Regions from separate parts of the Homo sapiens genome. Here region 2 is linked to region 1. A link is a loop called in an ENCODE intact Hi-C map of the cell type or tissue named here. Cell type or tissue: OCI-LY7. All regions are shown on one strand. Each heading gives the region's core, and the rest is flanking DNA. Links, peaks and the distances in the headings are about the cores only. Region 1 overlaps LINC01170 (long intergenic non-protein coding RNA 1170). Region 2 has its middle 430 kb from the start of CSNK1G3.

Evidence for each region. A loop is a pair of places that touch in the nucleus more often than their neighbours do. Peaks named below come from ENCODE experiments on the same cell type or tissue, not always from the same donor. Only the 100,000 strongest peaks of a DNase experiment are listed, where the experiment ranks them.
Region 2: it touches region 1 in a loop (2.1-fold over the local background); 2 of 110 quality-filtered maps call a loop at or near these places.

The regions. Positions count from the first base shown.
Region 1 is chr5:124,168,875-124,181,721 of GRCh38, reverse strand. All of the region lies in intron 4 of LINC01170 (long intergenic non-protein coding RNA 1170), which reads left to right. Among named protein-coding and RNA genes, the nearest start is that of LINC01170, 260 kb to the left of the region's middle. In OCI-LY7, for the core only: CTCF peaks have their summits at 4,663 and 4,891; a DNase peak (open chromatin) is centred at 4,891.
Region 2 is chr5:123,936,315-123,948,834 of GRCh38, reverse strand. No RefSeq gene overlaps it. Among named protein-coding and RNA genes, the nearest start is that of CSNK1G3, 430 kb to the right of the region's middle. In OCI-LY7, for the core only: no CTCF peak of the experiment used is centred there; no DNase peak of the experiment used is centred there.

The DNA.
Region 1 (12,847 bases), core at 1,647-9,646:
CTCTTTAGGTGGAGGAAAAATGCACTGCCTGGGACTTGGGGGCCAGCATGGACCTACCACGGACCCACCACTAGCTTTCTTCACCTTTGGGCCTAGTATGAAACTTGTACACTAGTCCACTTAGGTTTGTGTTTCTCCCAGTGTATTCTAATGAACACTATTCCTGCAAGATTCTACTAAGAAAAGAGGTTTCTGGGATCAAATAAGCTTTGAAAGCCTAGATTCTAGGAAAATAGAGAACCTGGTAACCAGGTTTAAATCCATGTTTCCTGGATGAATCACCTTGGTAGGGAAAGAGAGTGGGTTGCCAATGTTTATTAACATTCCATGGATTTCATGTTCTCTGGAATAGACTGTGGGAAACACTGCCTATTTAACTTCATAGAAATATAAATCAGCTGGAGGGCTCTAGCTAACAGTTACCACATTTCATCTGTAAAGAACTCAAGAAGGAATTAGACTTTGTGGATGGCTCTTGTTTGTGGGATTCTTTGTTCCCCACATTATTCCTTGTTTAATGACCTTCTACAAGCCGAACTGTAAAGAATTGAAAGACACATCTCTTTACATGACATCTTGTTTATTTTAATATATGCCAGTTGTTCTACTTTTTATGCATTCTGATTGTTAGCCCTTTGAACTTTTGCCCTAAGGCAATTTAATCATGATTGGTTCAATTGTGGAAATCCAATAAACAAATCTTGGCCGAAGTCCCCTGGAGGTATTATCCTGACATTTCTCTGAGTGTGTTTACAAAGTCCTTTTCCCCAGTCTTAGAACCATAGCCTTTGCCATGTGTTCTTGTATTCAAAGAAACCTACTGCTTTACAGAAAAAGCATCTTAGATCACTTAAAGGCCTTTCATTCCTAAAAAGAACACATTTTTGACTGGTTTTAAGTCTCTAATTTCCTTTGTATTTATACTTTAAAAGCAGTCTCTGCAAAGGCGTAGCCACAAGGAGTCAGTTGCTACAACCACACCCAGACCTTAAATGGAAACACAACCAGCAAACTTCATTTTTTTATAGCTCTCTTTCCTAGGGATAATTTCCAGGGCTTTTACAATGTCTAGGGGTAGTCTAGTCTAGAAAGACATTTTCTACTACCTTTAAATAGTTACTCTTACTTCAAAGGCAAAGGTGTTCTTTTTCCTTTCAGTTGGAGCTCTTTCTGACCGAATGCTAAATACTGCTCAGAATGGGTCTTCTGCAATAAATATGCAAACTACGTGGCAATGGAGTTATTATGTATCGCCCCAGAGTAATATAAAAGCACAATTTGGGAGTTGTATCTAAGATATGCTTCCTCCCTCTCTTTCCTAGAAGTTGTAAATATAGGTGGGAGATTTTATATTATTAATTAAAAAACTTGAGGAAATTATCATTTTAATAGCCTTGCCTTCCTTTTGAAGGAGAGAAAAATGGGCCACTTATGTGAACATAATTTTATTTCTCCAAGCTGTTTAGATAGTTATTTTCATGTGGAATATTTACATCAGCTTGTGAACTGATATATAAGAACTTAAGTTAAAATGTTTCCACTCCATATACTAATGTTTAGCTCTGGTATTCATCCAAGAATTGGGCCCCTCACAATTACAGCATCTGTTTTTGTTTGGTTAATTTTATAATCTCAGATGTTTCCATAAATCATGAATTAAAGAGAAAACTGCTGGGACCAATTTGCGTGGGTAGGCTAAATGTAATAGTATACCATCACTGTGCAGAGATGTTTTACTTTTTTTTTTTTTCCTGTGGTTTGTTATTACAGAGATCCCATTTTGGCAAATGCTTCCATGTCTTAAAAAAAAAAAAGCAAAAAAAATGAGTGACACTGCACTGAAAATGGCTCTTCCATTTTGTTTTGGTTGGAATATGTTTGGGATTTGGGCTATTTGAACCATTGAGAAAATAGGAACAAGTGAGTTGGTCACTTTTAGCTCTATCATAAATTGTTCTGTAGCATTCATAAGGTGTTTCTAGTTCCTTAAATTATTTTAATGCACACTGTAAAATGCTTTTTGGTAATGAAAAAAAATAGAGTCATGAACAGGATAGCCAGGCATACAAAAATTCCTTATTGTTACATTCCTATATGTAGTTCAAAGAAAAGTAGTGAAAATGAAAATGCAAAAGAAAAAAATAACTGTAAAAGGGCTGAAATTCTGTGTCTTTTTTGTATTACTGGTCAGATTCTCAGGTATAGAGGATCAATAATCTACACAGTATCTTAGCATCTTTATAAATTTCTGTGCCAACAACATAGTAACAAAGAGCAGCTCTTTTCATTCTTAATTCATTGTATGAAGAATTGAACAGGTGGAGACTTTTCAAGTGGTTAGAAGATTGCAACTGAAGTTTGGGAAAGTGTAAATCACATGGGAAACATGTTCAGTGTTTTAAGGTTCCATCAGATTCTCAATTGTGGGGTACAATTTACAAAATAGTACCTGGAGCCTTTAAGAACTTAAATATTTATTTGATCATTGTCAGAGTATTTTTTTTTAAATCATTATTGCTGAAGGCAATGGAATCACAAATATAAAGAAGCATCATTGTCAACTACTGCTCCTTTGCTCTATAGGTGAAATACTCTTTGAGCTCTGCTCATTTGTGGATTAAAGATTTGGTGGACTACCCTGGAGAATTAATGTTTTTAATTGAAGCCTAAAAAGCCTGCTAGGTCTGTCTCTCAGATCATAATAATTTTTCTCAATAAAACGAAGTTATTTATCTAATTTTCATTTAGAAGACAATTGAACTTTTTTTCAAAATGGTTCTAGTTCTTTTATAAAAATTAATTGATGGCATTCATTGAAGTCTAACTTCTGAATTTTTAATTTTGGAACTAATTTTATGTGCTTTGGAGAACATAGTTTCCTCTTTATTGAGAAATGTAATATAATTTCATTTATCATTAGAGCTCTGAGGGATGTCCTTAAAATAATGTTATCCTTTATTAAGATTTCCCCTAAAAGTTATTTGAATTTTGATTATTTTAGATAAGAACTTGTCACTTTATTTAGGAAAACTTTGTAGTCAGTTTTGGTGATTACACATAGGAAAAAATGAAATACACTGAAATACACTGAAGGAGAAAGTAGTAAGTCTGATCATGTGACTTTGTATAAGAGAACTTTAGGAATGGAAAGGGGTTGATCCTTTTCTTCCCCATCATAAGGGGTCATGACTGACACCCTTAAAACAAAAGACAGGTTAACAAGAAAAAGGGATAATACATTTATTTCACACACATGTGCACAGGAATTATACAAAATGTAAAAACTCAAAAAAAAGGGCCAGATGGTTGATGCTTAAATACCATTTCTACTGAGGAGAGAAGAGATGTGGGGATATAGAAATAAATTATTTTCAGGGGAAATGAATAAGCCCAAATAAACAATAGCCTAGGACCAACTTTCTCTGAGCTCTAGAGGAGGTTGTGTAGGGAAAGGTGAGGGGCAGAACTTCACTATGAACAATGGTTGTCTTATGCAAATAAAGCCCAATCAAGTAATCTCTCAGAATTGCCTTTGAGGGATAAATGATGACCTGTAGTAAAAGTTCTTCTGCCAGACCTTTTAAAGTGTCAAACTTTCATCTCCTGTTCTTATGAGTTACCCTTCCTGAATCTGGATGAGAGCTGGGGGGAGGTGCTTAGAAAAAGCCTATTTGCATCTGCTGTTTACTTCATTTCACTAATGTAGATTTCCTCTACAGATGCAAATCTTTTCCACAAAAGACAGCTTTTCAGGGCTATTCTTGTGTATGCAGCTTTTCTGAAAAGCTGTCTCCAAATATGCAAAAGAAACACATTTTGGGGTGAAATATTCTGGTTTCCTTCAAAAGGAAGAAGTGGTATGATGGATATGGTACCCTCAGATATGAGACCTTGTATAATGCACCTAATGTTTCTGATTCTCAATTACGAATAATAATATTGCTGAAGGGCTGCTGTGAGGATTAAGGTAAAAACAGGTAACATGGCTACCATAGTGTCCAGAAAAAATACTAAGTGTATTATATGACTAAAACAAATGATTTTCAAGTATGACATAGATAATGCCAAAAACTTCCACAAAGTTTCAAAACTTTCTTTGCCAAGACTTGTGTGATTTTGTGATCTAGATATAAGTAACAGAAAAAATGTCAAAGAAAATGAGATGCTTTTTCAAGTTATCTAGTATAATAATATGCTTATTGAAGCTACTATGAGGAGGAAGTTGAAAAAGATCAATAATATTCCAATTAGTATTTATATTTCATCTAATGTAAAATCTTAGAATCTAAAGACTAAAACTGGCATCAGGAAATAATTTATTATTAATAATTTGGGAATATTCAAAGAGGAGACATACTTACTTTATTCTTTCCTGAAGGATCCTGAAGAAATTTGGTCTTATTTAAATGAACACATATTATTATATTAAAATAAAATATGTTCAATTTCTTTGAACTTTCTTTTTTTCTATATTTTGAGGTTCTACCAAATAAAATCCTAAAAATAGTTTAATCAGGAAGAGCATGAAAAATAACCTAAAAATGATCTCTAATTCCAGTACCTGTAGAACTACTTTTAACATTTTATGTATGTCTCAGGGCTGGTTTCCTAGAAGCCCAACCTACAACAGGGAATCAGACACACATGATTAATTGAGGGAGTGCTCTTGGGGCAGGAGAAGTGATAGGATATGGCAGGGGAAGGAGCTGTGAAAGCTTGTGAAATTGGCTGAAGTCTCATGCTTCTGGTCTCATGGGAAATTCAGAGCACAGTTGGCACTACAGAGTTAGTTGAGGCATGAGGCCAGGCATTTGTACTCTCTGTCATTGATTGCAAGATGCCTCCTGGGACAGGGCATTCTAACTCTGAGCAAGGCAGTTCCTTTTTAGCCAAGGACAATTCTTCAGAGAAAGGTGGCAGTGGTGAGCCTCAGCAGGCAAAACTCATAGCAGCAGTCAGAGTGTGGGTGCACTGGTCCAGTAAAAGTGATATAGAAGGGGCACTTACAGCATTCAAGACACTTTCCTTCAGAGACTCTCTCTCTCTCTCTCCATAAATATATACTATAGATATGGATATATACTATATAATGTATATGTAATATATATACATATATGTATTATGTATATATTATATAGTATATTATATATACATATATGTATTATGTATATATTATATAGTATATACTATATACATATATGTATTATGTATATAGTATATACTATATAATATATACATATATTAATTATGTATATATGTATATAGTATATACTGTATACATATATTATTATGTATATATGTATATAGTATATAATATATACACATATATGTATTATGTATATATTATATACTATGTAATATATACATATATGTATTATGTATATATGTATATATTGTATATAATATACATATATGTAGTATGTATATATGTATATATTGTATATAATATATACATATATGTAGTATGTATATATGTATATAATGTATATTATATATACATATATGTAGTATGTATATATTATATATTATATATACATATATGTATTATGTATATAATATATACATATATACACACATGTATTATGTATATATGTATATAATATATACATATATACACACATGTATTATGTATATAATATATACATATATGTATTATGTATATATGTATATAATATATACATAATACATATATGTATTATGTATTATGTATATATTATATACATATATATTTCTTATTTTTCTACATAGATACAATTACACAATGTATTATTTTTAATTGTTTTTTAAAACTTTAATATATGATGAACAAGTTTCCATGTTAACAAATAAATTTCTAGAGAGATGCATATTACATTGTAAGTATAGATATATCTCATTTATCACTAGACTATTTCTAGACCTTTCTAAGTATTTTTTGAATGGAAGAATATATCTCTATTTAAGTATTTGTTGTCTCCAAAGATATAGGCATTAAATTATTATTTTATCTTTGATAAATTTTTATATGTTACATTTATGTGCCTCCTCATCCCCCATATGAATAGTTTCTACATTGCTCTTTCTAAAGCAACTTTTTTTCCAGTTAGTTTCTATTTCACAGTCTTGGTGAAGATTACAAAACATACTAATAATGTCTTTGTATTGCTTGCTGATGTTTGAATCCAAGAAAAACTTACTTATTTCTGCCTAAATTATGAAGAAAATTAAATTACTCCTGATAGAGAGAACTTGGACAAAGAAATTTTCACTTGTAAAATGGATTTCCTTAGAGAAAACACTTTTTTCATTTTTTACACGTTTTGAAAAAAATTTTAAGTTTTACCTTTTTGTCCAACAACTTCCAAATGTTATCCAAAATGGATAACTATGTGCCCCAGAAATATTGTGTCTGAAGTCATAAAAATAGTCAAGTGGTATATATTTAAAGGTTATCAAATTTTTCTTTGATTTCTATATTCCTCATGTTTAACTACATAATATACTTTTAGATAATTTTATGTAAACTTTGAAAAGATTCTTACCTTCTGTGCATCTTAATTTGATTTCTATTATACATGATTAGCCAAAATTTATTGAGCATCTTTATTTAAATCACTGGACCAGAAGTTGTAGGAAACAGAAAATACTCATAGTCCCTGAACTCAGGGAGCTTAAAACCTAGGTGTGGGGAAAGTGTTTAAGAGGTGACTTGGCTTATTCTGAAAGTATTCAGTTATATGCATTCACAAAGAGATGGTTTGAAGTTGGAACTTATATTTAAAAGGAAAGCTGAGCATAAAGATTTGGAAATTTTGTAGGGTGGCCATATGGTAAAAAAGCAAAACCCATATTTTGGGGAGGAATTCAAGCCGGCTGCAGAAATTTGCACAAGGAGGAGCTGAATCTTAGTAGTCAAGACGATGGGGGAAATGTCTCCAGGGCATTTCAGAGACCTTCACAGCAGCTCCTCCTATCACAGGCCTGGAGGCCTAGAAGGGAAAAATGGCTTTGTGGGCTGGGCAGTTTCCCCTGTGCTCTCTCTCCTGCTACCTTGTGAAGAAGGTGCCTGCTTCCCCTTTGCCTTCCACCATGATTTTAAGTTTCCTGAGGCCTCCCCAGACATGCAAAACTGTGAGTCAATTCAATCTCTTTTCTTTATAAATTACCAAGTCTCAGGTAGTGTCTTTAGAGCAGTGTGAGAACAGACTAATACACCTGCTTTGTGGACAAAAAAGTGGAGCGCAGCAGTGCTCAGGCTCCTTGGATGGTGAGCACTTTGGGAGTATCCAGTGGATGGCACCTGAATGAATATATCACTCTTGCTGTGGTCAGGTTGGCTGTGAGTTGGTGATATGGGATCCCCGGTGAGCTTCATGGAAGTGTCAATGAGTGGGAGAACAGAGAACACAATACTCTTTATGAGCTCCCCAAACTCCATTCCCACTCATTCTCCTAGAACCAGCTGGCTTAGATTTTGAGGTGGCTTCATTAGTATATGAGCAATAGAATGGCGAAATTTGAGCACTATTAATAAATAACTTTATTTGAACCATAGATTAGTGACTCCTAGAAAAATTCAGGCTATATCAAAATTCTTGTGTGTATATGTGTATATACACACAACTATATATATATACACACACAAATACACACAAGTATTTTGATATGTGTATATATACACACATATATAATTATATTTAATTTAAATTATATATATTTTCTATATAAAATTAGACATATATAATTACATATGTGTATGTATACATATTTAAGTTCTAACTTCGGAATTTTTTGTCTATATGCATATCAATATATACATACACACATTTGTGTATTCATCTACACATATAAATGTATTCTGAAGAGATATTCTTACATCTTATTATAGGCTTAAAGAAAAAATACATAAAAACAAAATATTATTGAACATAAAGATTACCTCATTATAAAAGATGCATTTCCCCAATAAAATCTCCTATATGTGCTAATATATTAAGAAATATTTTTGTATACTCATTTATAATCTTATATACTCATTTCTCAAATATTCTTGAAAACACATTCCTAGTATTTAGTATAATTTAAAAAATATTGTCATACTGATATAATGTTGTCTAGCAAAAAGGTTATGCATCGGCAGTTGCCACTGAAATAAGCTGTCATCAGCACATTTCCTTATGAAATAATATAAATTAAAAATAGGATATTCTCTTAGCTAAAGAACAGCTCATCAGCTTGTCAATTTTCTATAATAATATACACTTCACAATATGGTGCTAACAACACACAGGTAGCATTTCATTCATTTACTATAGGGTCAAAATGGAGATTAGATATATTGCATTCAAAGAAAAGATGCCAATTAAGGGTATTCTCTCCACAGTCTGTGGTACCATACAATAATGTGATCTGTATCCTTGTTATCCAATATTAGATACTAGCATTCCACCACATTTATTTTTCTCTCTCTTTCTCCTTTGCATTATTAACTCTGGCATATTGTCATAACTACTACAAGACTTGGCAATGAGATTGCCAAACCAGGAAGTGCGTGGACACAGAGCCTAAGCAGACCCATAGGGATAGATATGAAAGCAGACAGGAAGCTTCATAATATATAGGGTAAATATGTTGGAACCTGTCACAGTGAAGTTTCAATCTTTACCACTGGTTAGCTGTCTGAATTTATGTAAATCATTAACTTTTTCAAGGCTCAATTTCCTTTCATTAAAATGGAGATATGAATTTGATCTCTTTGGGAGAGTGTGAGGACTAAATGAGATAATGTTTGTAAAGAGTTTGGCCTAGAGCCTAGTACACAATAGGAGGAGCCTAATAATTGCTAGCTCTATCCATGTGCCTCATATTTAAAATGTCATTCCATTGACTTCTGGCTTCCATCATTTCTATTGAGAAGTCAGCTCTCAGTCTTATTGTTGCTTCTCTGAATTCTTTAAGACATTTGTGTCTTTCAATAGTTCAACTAGATGTACCTAGTTGTGTTTTTCTTCATATTTATCCTGCTGGCATTTCATTGTGTTAAGTCAACATGTAGCTTGAAGTCTTTCATCTGCTCTGAAAAATTCTCAGCTATTATCTTTTTTAAAACAGCATTTAGTCCATTCTCTTTCTCTTTCTACTCTAGAACTCCAATTATACCTATGCTAGACTTTATCACTGAGTCTAGTCCCACTTATGCTTCTTTCTGTATTTTTATTCGCTTTTTTACTGTAGGTATTAGTCTGACTAAACCTCTCTTCAGCTATATATAATTTGCTTATAAATTCCTATGCTACCCTCTTTTATTGTGCAACATTCTATGATGAAAACAGTCAAACACAGAACTGTTGAAAAAATTTTATATTAAGTACCCATATATCTATCTACCAAATAGATTCTACCATTAATATTATATTATACTTATGTTATCTTATCTCTCTGTCAATTTAACAATCATCTTACTTTTCAATGTATTTCCAATTAAATTGCAGATATCAGTGCACTTCCCTTAAATACTTTAGAATGCATATCATTAATTAGAATTCTGTATTTGTTGTTTACAGATTTTATTTCTTTTGAGGTAGAATTTATGCACAATGAATTGCATAAATCTTAAACCTTTATTTCCTGAGTGTTGATAAATGCAAACACTTGTATAAACACATATTTCTGGGGGAATACAATTCAACTTATAAGACATAGAACCCATAAGATATAGGAGATTTTTATCATCATCTAGAAAGTTTTCTCATCCCCTTTTCCAGTCAATCCCGGTGTCTACACCAATGAGCAAGCACTGGTCTGAATGTTTTTTTTTCACCATAGATGAGTTTTGCCTGTTCTAGACTTCCTAGAAAGTGTATTATTTTATGTAAGAATTTTTTACTCAACATAACACTTTTGAAATTCATTCATGTTGTTAAATGCATAAATAATTATATTAGTTTCATAGGATGGCTGTAAATTAAGTATCAAAAACTGGATGGCTTAAAACAATAGAAGTTTGCTACTTCTGGAGGCTAGAAGTCTGAAATCAAGGTATTGGCAAGGTCATGCTCTCTCTTACAGTTCTAGAACAGAGTCCTTCCTTGACTCGTCTAGATTCTGGTGTTTGCCAGCCACCCTTGCGTTCCTTGGCCTGTAGATGCATTACTTCAGCCACATGACTGTCTTCTCCTTGTGTATTTACATCATTTTTCCTCCGTATGTTTATCTCTGTGCCCAAATTTCCCCATTTTATAAGATTATCAATCATATAGATTAGGACCCACCCTAATGACCTCTTTTTTTTTTTTTTGAGATAGAGTCTCGCTTTGTTGCCCAGGCTGGAGTGCAATGGCACAATTTTGGCTCACTGCAACCTCCGCCTCCCGAGCTCAAGCAATTCTCCTGCCTCAGTCTCCCAAGTAGCTGGGATTATAGGCATGCGCCACTGTGCCCAGCTAATTTTTGTATTTTTAGTAGAGATGGGGTTTCACCATGTTGCCCAGGCTGGTCTTGAACTCCTGACCTCAGTTGATCCACCCGCCTTGGCCTCCCAAAGTGCTGGGATTACAGGTGTGAGCCACCGCATCTGACCCATGACCTCATTTTAACCTCATTTTCCCCTATAATCACCCTATTTCTAAACAAGGTCACATTCTTTGGTGCTGGAGATAGAACTTTAAAGTATCTTTTTGGGAAGACACAATTCAAACTAAAATGACAGTTCATTCTCTTTTATTGCTGAGTAGTAGTATACTGTATGACTATTTCACAGTTTGGTTTTAATCCATTCTGTTGATGGATAACTGAACTGATTCTAGTTTTGAGCTACTATGAACAAAGCTGTTACAAATACACTTGCACAAGTTTTTTTTTTTTTTTTGCAATGATATGTTTTTTATTCTCTTGGTTACATACCTAGGCATAGAATCGCTGGATCACGGGAAAGGTACATGTTTAGTTTTATAAGGACCTGTCATATCTTTTTCCTAGGTTGTTGTGCTGTTTCACACACTTACTAACAATGTGCAAGAGTTTTGATTGTTCCACATTGTCACTGTCACTTACAACACGGTCATGGTAATAAGTAGTTTTAATTTTAGCTATTCTGGTGGATGATCAGTGACATCTATTGTATTTTTTTATTTTAGATGCTATTTTCTAGTTTTAGAATTTCCATTTTATTCTTTTGATATAAATTTCCATTTTCTGGTTGATTTATCTATCTTATCATCTATTATCTTTAATATATTAACCATGGGTATTTCAAAGTCTATGTATTAAAACCAATACCTGAATCACATGTGCATCAGGTCCTATTTTTTTTTCCTCATTTTTTTTCTTGTATTCCTGGTAATTTTTTGTTTAACTTAAATTATGGAAATCATGTACAAAATTTACGGTTTCTAGAAAATGTTACCTTTTTCTAGAGAGGATTTCCTTAGCTTCTGGGAGGCAATTAGCCCAGGCATGGATTACTTTAATCCAAACAGAGACTGAGCTTATTCAGTGCCATGTTTCAGTCTTTGTAAAGCTGATCTATTTCCAGTTTAATCGCACTCTTAGACTGCAGCTCTTCTGGAGTTCAGTTGAAGGCTCGAGGTTTTTATTAGAAGCCCATTCTTTCGGTGATCTTTTAATTCCATTTTTTATCTCCCCAGAATTACAAAACTGACAAAAATCATGTTTCGATTCTTAATCTCATAGCAGCTAATTTCTGCTCTGCTCTCTACCTTTCAGCCTACAGTACATACAAATCGGCAAATGCCTCAAGGGGAAAAAAAGACTCAGACTGTTGGGCTCAATTCTTTTAATATTATCCCTGGGAACTTGGCCTCTCTCAGGTCCTGGCTGCCTTAGCATCTTTAAATCTAAATTTGGTCTTCCCAGAACCTTCAGATTGCTAAGTTTCTTTAAAATGCTATTAACCGTTTAAAGCCGAAACAATTATAATGGACTGTGGGGCTTATAATATATGTTGAATTAAAACATATCACAAGAATACAAAGAATGAAGTGGAGGTTAAATAACATTATAAGGCTATATAGTTCTTGGATTGTTCTTTAAGTAGTGTAGTATTATTTGAAATGATGCTGTGATAAGTTAAGAATGCATATTGTGATCTTTAGGGTAAACACTAAACCATACGTGAAGACACCCACCTATACACACACACACAGACACATAAAAAAGTTATAGCCATGTGCTACATAACGGACTGCATATACAACAATGGTTCCAGAAGATTATAATACCATATTTTTACTGTATCATTTCTATGTTTAGATACAGAAATACCACCATTGTGTTCCAATTGCCTACAATATTCAGTACAGTAACATGCTGTACAGATTTGTAGCCTAGGAGCAACAGGCTATATCATATAGCCTAGGTGGGTAGTATTCTATACCATCTAGGTATATGTAAGTAAATTCTATGATGTTTGTGCAAGGATAAAATCATTTAATGATGTGTATCTTTGAACTTGTTCCTGTTATTAAGTGATACATGAATGCATTGCTAAAAAGTCAATGAAGTAGATAAAATTGAATTTTAAAAAACTCTATCATATTTCACCCCAAGATACACTCCTTTGCCATATTTTGAGATGGCTATTCCGAGGTCCTGCAAACAAGAATAGCCCTGAAAAGTTGCCTTTCGTGGAGGAGATTTGCATCTGTACAGAAAAATCTACTTTAGTGAAATAAACAGCCAGGCTTTCTCTGAGGCGCTCCCCTTTATTCAGACCTAGGAAAGATTAACTTAACCAGAGGCTTCCCCATCTATTCTTTCTGAAAGCTGCTACCTGTGAGGTTTTATCTACATAACGAGATCATCTTTGCCCCATGCCTTTCTTTTTCTCTCTCCTTGCCATATTCCTAGC
Region 2 (12,520 bases), core at 1-8,000, 230 kb after region 1:
GGGGACTTGGAGAACTTTTGTGTCTAGCTCAGGGATTGTAAACACACCAGTCAGCACCCTGTCAAAACGGACCAATCAGCTCTCTGTAAAACAGACCAATCACCCTCTGTAAAATGGACCAATCAGCAGGATGTGGGTGGGGCCAGATAAGGGAATAAAAGCAGGCTGCCTGAGCTAGCAATGGCAACCCGCTGGTTCCCTTTCCACACTGTGGAAGCGTTGTTCTTTCGCTCTTTGCAATAAATCTTGCTGCTGCTCACTCTTTGGGTCCACGCTGCCTTTATGAGCTGTAACACTCACCACTAAGGTCTGCAGCTTCACTCCTGAGGCCGGTGAGACCATGAACCTACCCGGGGGAATGAACAACTCCAGATGCGCTACCTTAAGAGTTGTAACACTCACAGTGAAGGTCTGCAGCTTCACTCCTGAAGCCAGCGAGACCAGGAACCCACCAGAAGGAAGAAACTCCAAACAAGTCCAAACATTAGAAGGAACAAACTCCGGACATATCACCTTTAAGAACTGTAACACTCACTGCGAGGGTCCACGGCTTCATTCTTGAAGTTAGTGAGACCAAGAACCCACCAATTCCAGACACAACATCTCTTTATGAAAAATTAAAATTGAACTCAAAAGGCAAGCTCGCTTGTTTGATGGAGGTTTAGGAACTTGAGGAGAAAGATGTGCTTCTCTTCCCTTTTCTCCTTGTCCTCCTTTTCCTCCTCCTTCTCTTATCCCCTTACTTAATACTTTCAAAATGTAAAAGCAATTCTGAGGGGCCATATGGAAAACAGGTTGCAAGCCAGATTTGGCCCTCAGGCTGTAGTTAGAAGGCCCCTGTTTTAGATTATCTCAGATTATAACGACATCATTATCTTGGCTTTTAATTAAGAATATAGAAACAAAAACAATATTATAGGATATCTTACTCCCCATTCTGAATCTTGCCTTTTGTGTGCTCTGTGAACTACAGCCCCTGTGGCCTACCTTCTGTTCCTTTACTCACTCTGCTTTAGGAGAAGGGCCTGATCTGATGGTAAATTTGGGGAAATCTAAGCATGCTTGGCTCAGTTCAGCTCTTCTTCCCCTTGAGTGTGAGCTGTTAATTCATTCTCCCATTTAACAACAGTGGTTCTGTGTGTCAGACCCTGTTCTAGGCACTGGAATTCCAGTGAATTTAAAATCTCTTACATTCCAATAGGAGAGGTGGAAAACAAACATAATAAATTAAACAAGTATTTTTAAAGTGACACATTTAAAAAAAAAAAAACTAAATTAGCGAGAAGAAATATCAAAAGTTTCAGGGCTGAAATTTGAGATACACTGCCCAGGAAAGGCTCACTGGGACAGTGATTGTAAATAGCACCATATAAAAGTGAGTAACAGAAGTTTGTGGATATCTGAGAGAAAAGCGTTCTCAGAAAATTGCTCTGGAATAGTGCAAAGGTCCTGCTATGTTCTGAATGTTTGCGCCCCCACCCAAAATTTATATGTTGAAATCTAATCACCAACATGGTATTAGGAACTGGGGCCTTTGGGAAGGTGGTTAGGTCGTGAGAGTGGAGCGCTCATGAATCGGATTAATGCCCTTATAAAATGCTCCCAGAGAGCTGCCTTGCCTGTTCTTTCATGTGAAGATGGTGAGAAGTCACCATCTATGAAACAGAAAGCAGACCCTCACTGGACACTGAATCCACCAGTGCCGTGATCTTAGGGTTACCAGCCTCTAGAACTGAGAAATAAATTTCTGCTCTTTATAAGCTATCCAGTTTATAGAATTTTGTTATAATAGCCTAAATAACTAAGACAGGCCTTAAAGCAGAGAATGTCTCCTGAGTTTGAAGAACAGCAAGGAATGCAGAGTGACTGGAGCAGAGAGGCAGCCTAATTTGGCTTGTGTTTTAACTCCTGAGATAAGACTTGTGGAGGGTAGGGGCACTGAAAAAGGGATTAGAGTTAAGCAGTTATTGCAATAATCCAGAGGAGTGATGATGGTGCTAGCAGTGAAGGTTGTGAGAAAGAGCTGGATTCTGGATTTATTTGAAGTATGACTGACAAAATTTGCTGATACATTACATGCAGCGTACAGAAAGATAGATATCAAGGATTTAAAAGGTTTTGACCTTGTTGGTGAAAAGAGTCAAACTCTGTAAAATATTTGAAGAGATTTATTCTGAGCCAAATATGAGTGACCATGGCCCATGACACAGCCCTCAGGAGGTCCTGAGAAAATGTGCCCAAGGTGGTCGAGGTACAGCTTGGTTTTATACATTTTAGGGAGGCATGAGACATCAATTAAATACATTTAAGAAATGCATTGGCTTGGTCCAGAAAGGCAGGACAACTCAAAGGTGAGGGGAGTGGGGGCTTCCAGGCTATAGGTCAATTTAAACATTTTCTGGTTCACAATTGGTTGAGTTTGTCTAAAGACCTGGGATCACAGAAAGGAAATGTTCAGGTTAAGATCAAAGATTGTGGAGACCAAGGTTCTTCTGAAGTCTTATAGTGGCTCCCCTTAGAGACAATAAATGACAAATGTTTCCTATTCAGATCTTTGAAAGGTACTAGACTTTTAGTTAATCTCTTCAGGATTGGGAGGGCCTGGAAGTAAAAGATCTAGCTATGTTAATAGAGATTCCTTACAGATGCAGATTTTCTCCCACAAAGGATGGCTTTGCAGAGCCATTTCAAGATATGGCAGAGAAACATGTTTTGGGGTAAAATATTTTTATTTTCTTCCGTGTCTCATAATATTATGCCAGAGTCATATTAGAAAGTAAGCCCCAATATATATGGCTAAATAAAACCCTGATAAGAATTCTGATAAGAATTTCTAGGGCATGAGTCCCCACACACCTGAGATAGGAATTTGAGCAAGATAAAAAAAATTAGATCTTAGTCCTCAACCTGAACAACTGAAGAATGGATTTACCATTAACTGAGGTGGGAAAGACTAGGAAAGGAGCTGTTTGGGGTGAAGGTGGGGAGAAAAGATCAAGAGTTCAGTTTAAACATATTAAGTTTGAGGTGCCTATTATACATCCAAGTAGATTGAATGGGGGGTGAACACATGATTCTGGAGTTCAGAGGAAAAGCTTAAGCTTAACATCAGCTCAGAGACAGGATTTAAAGTTGTGGGACATGATGAGACCATTTAGAGAATGAGTGTAGTCAGAAGAACAGATGTCATCCAACGTCTAAATCCTCAGACACTCTGACATTTACAATTGGAAGCAAGAGGCAGGAACAGCATAGAGACCAAAAGAGGTAGGAGGAAATGAGCTGAGTATGGTAACATATGTTTGAATACAGGTTCCATGGCTCATCTACTGGGGGATGCTTGCCTGGGTCCAAACCTGTTTGGGTCTCTCCATGGATAGTTCTGCCTAATTCTGATGTCTGGTATTGATAACCATACTTGGCTAATAGACTTGGATAAAGCCACGTCTTTTTATCTGACCATGAGTGTCACTTTTGTTATTTTCTAAAATTGTTCAGGACTAGATGGGAAAGAATGCTATTACATATTAAGACTCCTTTGGGGCCTCCTAAGAGAAAAAGGAAAAACTGAACAAGTACATTTGGCTTGGAGAACTAAACTAATCTTTGGATTTTTTTAAACCAAGCACCAAATGTATCATATATTTAGGGTACTATAGTATTTTTTCCAAAAAACAAAGATAATATATTTTGAAACATATCATGGTATTTTTGTCCATTATTTAGTTTTACTTTCCTTTTAATATTTATTCTCAACAACCAATGAGCTATTCTTGTTGTTCTTTGGAATTCCATAATTTAGTATTTGGTTAGGATAATTCATCATTTTTTTTCCAGTAAATTTGCCTGTAACATATATGGTGAACATTTTGAGATATGAAAACAGGAAATTTTTAACTCAAAAATTTTTTCTCTTAAAACTTTGTTTTTTTTATTCTTGCTGATGTTTCTTCTTCTTCTTCTTTTTCTTTTTTCTTTTTTGAGACGGAGTCTTGCTCTGTCACCCAGGCTAGAGTACAGTGGTGCAATCTCAGCTCACTGCAACCTCCACCTCCCGGGTTCAAGTGATTCTCCTGCCTCAGCCTCCCAAGTAGCTGGAATTACAGGCACCCACCAACATGCCCAGCTAATTTTTGTGTTTTTTTCAGTAGAGATGGGGTTTCACCATGTTGGCCAGGCTGGTCTTGAACTCCTGACCTCAGGAGATCTGCCCATCTCGGCCTCCCAAAGTGTTGGGATTACAAGTGTGAGCCACCGTGCCTGGCCATTTCTTCTTTTCTTAAGAAAATCCAGTCACTCATGGAGGAGCCTTCATACTCATCAGCTTTTATTCCATATATTTGTCCTGTTTTCACTTTTTCTTCAAGGTAACTTTTTTTATTCAAGGTAGTTTTCTCAAGGCCAAAACTGGCTCTAAGAACTGATATTCTATATCATCAGTATTAAAATTGTGTATGACCTTCAATACTTTTTTTAGCGATGACAACTTTTCTAGTTCACTATGTTGTCTCATGATCTTCTATTCTATTGATTGATTATAACTTTTATGGAGCATGGTCAAGGGGGTGGTCTCAGCTTCAATAATGAACATCTTTCTTGAAGAGAATTGAATACTGGGTTTTGGTGTGTTCATCCCACTTTACCTAATGCATTCTCTATGTGACTAAAATTCCTTAGTTTCCAGAGTGATGTGACTTTTTTCCTTTGCCTTTTTAAAACTTTGCTTTTTGTTTAGAATTTTGTTCAGCTTTAGAAGAGAAAGACTTTGTAAACCCACTTTTACATTGCTTTTTTTTCCCAAGAAGCTTTTGATTTCTTTAAGAAAAAAAAAAAAAAAAGTTGCAATAAAAACTTTGGCTTATTTTCCCTGGCATCATTTCATCTTTTTAAACTGAAAAATGATAAGTGGGTGCAAAGTGAAAGAGCATTGGCATGAAAGTCAACTGCAAAAACCTAGAAGTAGGCAGCTTCTAAGAGATACTGTCTGCATGAACCTGATGGGCTTTTTAGTTTAGTTTGTTCTCCTTTGATAATAGTGTCTGCATTCTATTGTAATCAGAGTGCACATAATTATAGTTCAGAAAGATATACTCTGGAGTTTGTGCTTATTTACTGTCCACCCCAAATATTACATAAACCAGGTGAATTCAGATGTGTACTCTGACTCAGTTCATTGAACCTTTATAAATTTTATGTGTGCATGTGTTTAAATTAACTTGCTTCTTTGACTCACAGAAATGTACTCACTTGGTAATTTTTTTCCTTTCATCCTTCCTTCCTTCTTCTAAAATCTAATTTACCCTCATATTTTATTTAATGACTACTTATTAAGAAGACTAAACAAAGGTATTTTTTTCTTCTCTAATTTTGAATCTACTATCCAGAAGACTGTTTCTCCTAAATAACTTACTAACCCTTACATTTTTGCTTGAAAGCCACAAAAATGCCTGCAGTATAAAGCTTATAGGGATTTTAAGGCTACTCATTTTTTGCATAATATTTCATCTTTTAGGGCATGTTTATCACATACATAATCCTGAACTACATTAGTCATTTAATTATTTGTAGTAAGTTAAATTAAAGTAACAGTACACAGCTCATGCTTGCTTTTTGTTGAAGAACAAATGACTTGGCCCTCTAAATGTGTATCTGTCTCTGTCACCCTTGTTCTTTTCTCTCATTCCTTCCCATATATTCTGGGAAGGGTCCTATGTGGGCATTATTTTGCCTCCATGATCTCTGGCTTTTGTGAGTTCTGTTATGGTACAGGGAAAAGGGGACTTTGTAGATGCAATTAATGTTACTAATCAGTTGACCTTAAGATAAAGAGATTATCCTGTATTATCTGTGGGTGCAATATATGTGAGCTTTTAAAAGCAGGAGAGAGAAGTAGAAAAAAAAATGCCAGAGAGAAGAGATTCAAGATATAAGGAGGACCCCACATGCCTACATGCCATTGGGGCTTTGATGAGAGAGGCACTGTGATAGTGAATGCAAGAAGCTTCCAGGAGCAGTCAGCAGACCCTGGCTGGCAGCCTGCAAACAGATGGGGACCTCAGGTCTGCAAGGTCTCCAGAAAAGAGCCTCACCCTGCTGACACAGGGAATTTCATTTTGTGAGACCCAGAGCAGAAAATCCAGCTTATTGCACCCAAACTTTTGACCTGCAGAAGCTGTAAAATAATAACTTAAAAGGAGGAGATTAAGATACTAAAATGGGGCTGGGTGTGGTAGCTCACACCTGTAATCCCAGCACTTTGTGAGGCCGAGGTGAGTGGATCACGAGGTCAGGAGATCGAGACCATCCTGGCTAACACGGTGAAACCCCGTCTCTACTAAAAATACAAAAAAAATTAGCCGGGCGTGGTGGCAGGCGCCTATAGTCCCAGCTACTTGGGAGGCTGAGGCAGGAGAATGGCGTGAACCCGGGAGGCGGAGCTTGCAGTGAGTCTTTAGTCTCACTGTTAGTCTTATGGGCTTCCCTTTGTGGGTAACCCAACCTTTCTCTCTGGCTGCCCTTAACATTTTTTCCTTCATTTCGACTTTGGTGAATCTGATAATTATGTGTCTTGGAGTTGCTCTTCTTGAGCAATATCTCTGTGGCATTCTCTGTATTTCCTGAGTTTGAATGTTGGCCTGCCTTGCTAGGTTGGGGAAGTTCTCCTGTATAATATCCTGAAGAGTGTTTTCCAACTTGGTTCCATTCTTCCTGTCACTTTCAGGTACACCAGGGAGATGTAGATTTGGTCTATTCACAAAGTCCCATATTTCTTGGGATCTGTCCATTCTCAGATCTCAAACGCCATGCTGGGAGAACCACTACTCTCTTCAAAGCTGTCAGACAGGGATGTTTAAGTCTGCAGAAGTGTTTGCTGCCTTTTGTTTGCCTATGCCCTGCCCCCAGAGGTGGAGTTTACAGAGGCAGGCAGGCCTCCTTGAGCTGTGGTGGACTCCACCCAGTTCAAGCTTCCCGGCTGCTTTGTTTACCTACTCAAGCCTCAGCAATGGCGGACGCCCCTCCCCCAGCGTCGCTGCTGCCTTGCAGTTTGATATCAGACTGCTGTACCAGCAGTGTGCAAGGTTCCATGGGTATGGGACCCTCCGAGCCAGGCACGGGATATAATCTCCTGATGTGCCATTTGCTAAGACTGTTGGAAAAACACAGTATTAGGGTGGGAGTGTCCCAATTTTCCAGGTACTGCCTGTCACGGCTTCCCTTGGCTAGGAAAGGGAATTCCTCAACCCCTTGTGCTTCCCAGTTGAGGTGATTCCCCACCCTGCTTCAGCTCATGCTCTGTGGGCTGCACCCACTGTCCGACAAGCCCCAATGAGATGAGCCCGGTACCTCAGTTGGAAATGCAAAAATCACCCATCTTCTGTGTCACTCATGCTGGGAGCTGTAGACAGGAGCTGTTCCTATTCAGTCATCTTGGAACCTCCCAAAAAGGCAAGTCTTATACAAAAGACACAAAAAAAGGAAAGGCAATGAAATAACTAAAGAAAAGATGAAAGACATTAAAGGAAGCTCAAAAAGAAGACCAATGTGTGTGTTGGTGGGAGGTGTACATATATACTCAATAGATAAATCCTTTGGCATGAAGTTTAGTACTTCTAAAAAAAATAGAAAATAATTTATTGGTAAAAAAAATTTTAAATTCTGAAAATGCATATTGAAAATATTCAACAATAACAGAAAAAATAATAGCCAAATACCAAGAATTATTATATATGTTTGTAGATTGAAAAGAAAGTACAAAGACTTCAGTTTCTCTTCTATAACACTAACCACCAAATAATAAAAGACTATTACAGTATTTTAGATGGCTTTTTTTCTTATTGAAACCCAATGTTTTGAGTGGAGGAGAGAAATCAATATGCAGAGAGGGTCAAGGAAATCATAAGAAAGAAGGAAGCAGTAGCTATTCCTAGAGTCTCAGAGACTATATTGTACTCCTGAATACTTCTAATAAATTACCTTTAAAGTAATATTTGTTTATATATTCAGTAAATATTGAAGGTCACAAAGAAAGAAGGAAATCCAATCATAATTCCACCCCCATAGACAACTGCCAATAACATTGTATTTTGCATATAGTTGCATATGCTTCACTATAATTGAGATCACAAAATACATACTTTATTATGCTTTGCTTTTTCTCACTTAAAAATATGTGCTGACAGCTTCCTAAATTAGCCTCAGCTTAAACCTCCCCATCAGCTTCAAATCCAACTTCCTGGCTGGCAGCCCCACATGGATATGAAGATCAACATATCTAAAACAAAGGACTTGATTTAAAGCATCCCATTTCCTACACTTTCTATCTCTTCATCTCCCTTATCTCAGAAATTAGTATCACTTTCCACCTATTTTCTCCTTAAGCCACAAACCTGGAAATCAACCCTGACTTCTCTTTTCATGCCCCCATCCAAATTATTAGAAAATCCTAGCCATTCTACTTCCAAAACATGTCTCAGATATTGACGCCGTTTATGAAAGAAACTGCAATCTATTTATGCCACTTTTCTTTCTCACCTGGACTACCAGGTAGCCTCTTGTCTAGTCTTCTTACTTATGCCTCTCTTTCATCAATTCTCCACTCAAAAGACTTTTTATTTTTGCAACAACATAAACCAGATTGTGTTTAAAATCAGTTCAAACACTTACATGAGAAACACTTTCACTACGAAACAAATCTAAACCCCTTGCCTTTGAAGCCTTGCAAAGCAGTGAATGGACAGATCTCTGACTTCTATTCAGTCTTCTACGTCCTGACTCCCCTATTTGCTGAATGTGTTTTTTTTAGTCCTGCAACCTTCCATTAATCCAAAAACCATATATGCAGCTCTAGCTCTTTCTAGGGTCTTCACATGCTGTTCCCACTGCCTGAACTGTTTTTCTTTCCACTTGTTATATGACCGCATCTTTCTAATTAATTTGGTTTTATGTTTCTAACAGATTGATATTAGAAATATCATCCCTTTCATTTACTTGGTATTACATCAAGGTTTATGATTTTATATTTGTTTGCTTCTTTATCTCTTCCACCAGATTATAAACTCAATCCAGACAGAAACATTGTATATTTTATTTATCTAGGCATAGTTAGCCCTTGCTATGATATTTGAAATTTAACAAATTCTCAATAAGTATGTTTTGAAAAAATAAAACCTGAACTTTTTCCATGTTGTTATACAGGCGTCAAAAATGTGATTTTTCTTCACTAAAAAAATTCAACACAGGAAAGAATTGTAATGTATTAAATCATTCATATTATTACACATTTAGGCTTTTTCAGTTTTACACATAACAAAAATGCTGCTATATTCAAACATTCTTATCTTTAACTACTCTTTAAGAAAAAATTATTAGGATCAATGGCTAAAACTAGGACCCAGGTCAAACTATATAAACATTTAAGTGGAGAGTTAGAGTATGTTTCAGGATGGTAAGTTTGGATACTTTGAGTTATCAATTTTTGCCAAAATTATTAATTAGCTTAACACTAGTTTCCCAGGAAAATTCCAGTGGGGTCACTCTACTACCAATTAAGATGTAGAAAGCCACAAAAAGACTGTTGCTACTATCCTAATAATGAGAACAAGCTGGATAAGCAATAAGATTCTAGTTTTGTTTTGTTTTAGTTTTTAAAATCACAAAGCCCAAGGCACAAAGATATCTAAATGAGGTAAATTTTAATCATGATAAGCTCATCTGAGGAGAGAAAAACTTTGGGGGTTTTTAGCTTTGGAAGAGCTGTAGGACAAGAAGAAATCCACCGCAGATGAAGGTAAAGACAAACCAGCTAAAATTGTAATGAACTTCTAATGCCTATAAACGTAAAATACTAAGCCCCCCACTGACTGAAGGGACGCCCTGTGGCCAAGGAAACTCCAAAAAAACCTTAACACTGAGTTCCCAGCCGTGACAGGACAGCAGGTCAGACATATCTCATTATACCTTCTCCCTTTTTGAGTTTAGACACAACTGACCAGCATTCATGTTAAAAATAGAGATTGTATGGCTGAAAGAACAGACTTTTTGGGGCAATAAGATATCAAATTAAAAACAGGACCAAAGGGCATACTAGACAAATGTTAAGCCACACACCCCTACATTTAAAGAATAAATCACTGATATAAGAGTTAAGAAAAAATCACTTAGGCAGAGAGCAAGGGTATGGGAGTCCTCAGTAAGGCTTTTATTTTTAATGAAAAGCAGCCCCAAATCATTTTCTAACAAAAAGCACCCTGCAAGCTGGAAGTTTGCACAGGTGGATGCTGGCAGGAACTAAGGATTAGGTATGTTCAAGATGGTGGTTCCATCTTCCCTTCTTTGCCAGCCAGGTGTACTGTAAAGGAGCAGACAAGATGGCGCTAATCAACTGGAAAGCCCAGTTGCATAAAAAGATTAGGCTTCCCTGCGCACCATGCAAACGTCATATCTGATCAAACCAATCTATGAGCTCTATGTAAATCAGACACCACTTCCTCAAACTGGACTATAAAACTCGATGGATTCACCACCAGCTGGTCTTTTCCGCTTGGAGACCCCTTCCTCTATAGAGGAAGCTGTTTCTCTTTGTCTTCTCTCCTACCCATTAAACCTCTGCTCCTAAACTCCTCATGTGTGTCCATATCCTAAATTTTCCTGGCACGTGACAACAAACCCCAGTGTATACACACCCCAGACAACATAGCCACTTCAAAATGGGGGCTCGTCTGGGATACCAATGTATAACATTCATCAAAATGATGAGAGTAGAGGAGAGGACTCCAACTCTGTCCTTTTATTCTGAGGCTTTTGGCCTTCATTTTAGAACCAAATAAAACCAATTACTGGAATCCCTTCAGCCATTTAAAAATGATTAGCATGAATGCCAGCCTTACAAGATTCGGGAACAGGCTTGCTCGGAAGAACATGGAGAATTCTCCAATACCCAAGGGTTGCTGGGCATATTGGCTATGTTTAAACCAGCTTCTTTTCATGAAGGACTTAGCCGTCACGTGGGACTGGAAGAAGTCCTGTGGCAACTGAGGATTTCTGGCCAGGGGTCCCGCCAGTGTTATCCAAAGACTTCTGGACTCACCCCAGCCTCTGACCGCCCCAATGGGGTGTCAACAACAGGATCTCCCACTTTCCTATCATAATTTCTTCCTTTTCTGTCCGCAATCGTCGTACCTCTTATCCTCTCTGTGTATGCAATGTGTGGGAAGTTCTATAGTTCAGGGAAGTAATCTTGTTTGGCAAGATCAAAGAATGTAATAGTAACTGGAAATATACCTCAGGGGAAGGCATCTTTGTGATTTTCTAAGGACAGAGACCGTCCCCAACCCCCACCCTGCCGCCTGGACACTGAGCATCTCTCTTTGCCCTTGGTCTGGAAAGCACGTGGCATTTCCAGGTCTCTCTCCACCCTTGGTCTGGAGAGCACATGGTGTTTCAAGGTCAACAGCACCACCTAGTGGAATAGAGATCCTCTCCATGAGGCACATTGTCAGTCCTTTACTGAAACACCCTTGCTTCCCAATTCTCTTCCCTTTTTGCGCCTCTCTACTAAAAACCAGGCTTCGTGCTGCTTCTGTAAATGGGAAAATTCGGCCTTCAACGATTAGGGGTAAAATTCCCTCCAAAGCCAAATTTTAGTCTCAATACTGTCCCATCAGAAGGAAAATGGTCATTTGGTTGCTACATTCTTTTAAGGCACTTATTCTGCTTCTATTTAGAGTGGCACTTAATTAGAAAGGAGATTTTAAGTTCAGAAGTTAACCGGAACCATTCTCTAAGAGTAAACACTTCAGCACAGGCCATAATAGCAGGATATAGAGTTCAATCTAGCACACCCCCTTCATTAAAGGGGCCTTGACCAACTATTATGTAGCTTTTCTTGAGATCCATTTTTCAGGGAGCCAGGCAGGTCACAAAAGTCTAGGAAGTCAGAGAAATCACAGGCAGAGAACTAGAGCCAGTTGGGTGAGCGCGACTAACCCCAATGGCTTAGTTCCTCTGGTTCCATGGCTGGGGGGGGTCACACCTGCCACCATGAGTCACATGTTCAACAAGGTGCCAGGACCCAGGAACCATGGGGAGAAAACAGCAGGGGGGATGCCCCCACTGTCTTCCTCTCCATCCCAGGTCACACCAAAAGGAAGGAGACTAACGAGATGAATTTTTCTCACTTCTGTTTCTAGCTGGGTATCATCTTCAGCCTACACTCCCCTGGAGTGCATTCTGAAGCACTGCAACTCCTTTCACCCTGAAACTTTAGAGAAAAAGCGGCTCATTTTCTTTCGGACAAGGGCATGGTCTTCTTATCCTCTTGAACCAGCTTGGCCTGTGGAAAGGAGCCTTAATTTTAATATTATCCAACAATTAGATCTTTTTTGCAGACAGGAAGGCAAATGGCCCAAGGTGACTTCTGTACAGGTTTTGTTGTTGTTGTTGTTGTTGTTGTTTGCACTTTTTTTTACACAACCCAGTGTTGCTTGCCAAGGTCTGAGAGACAACCCAGACTTTGGCAAGC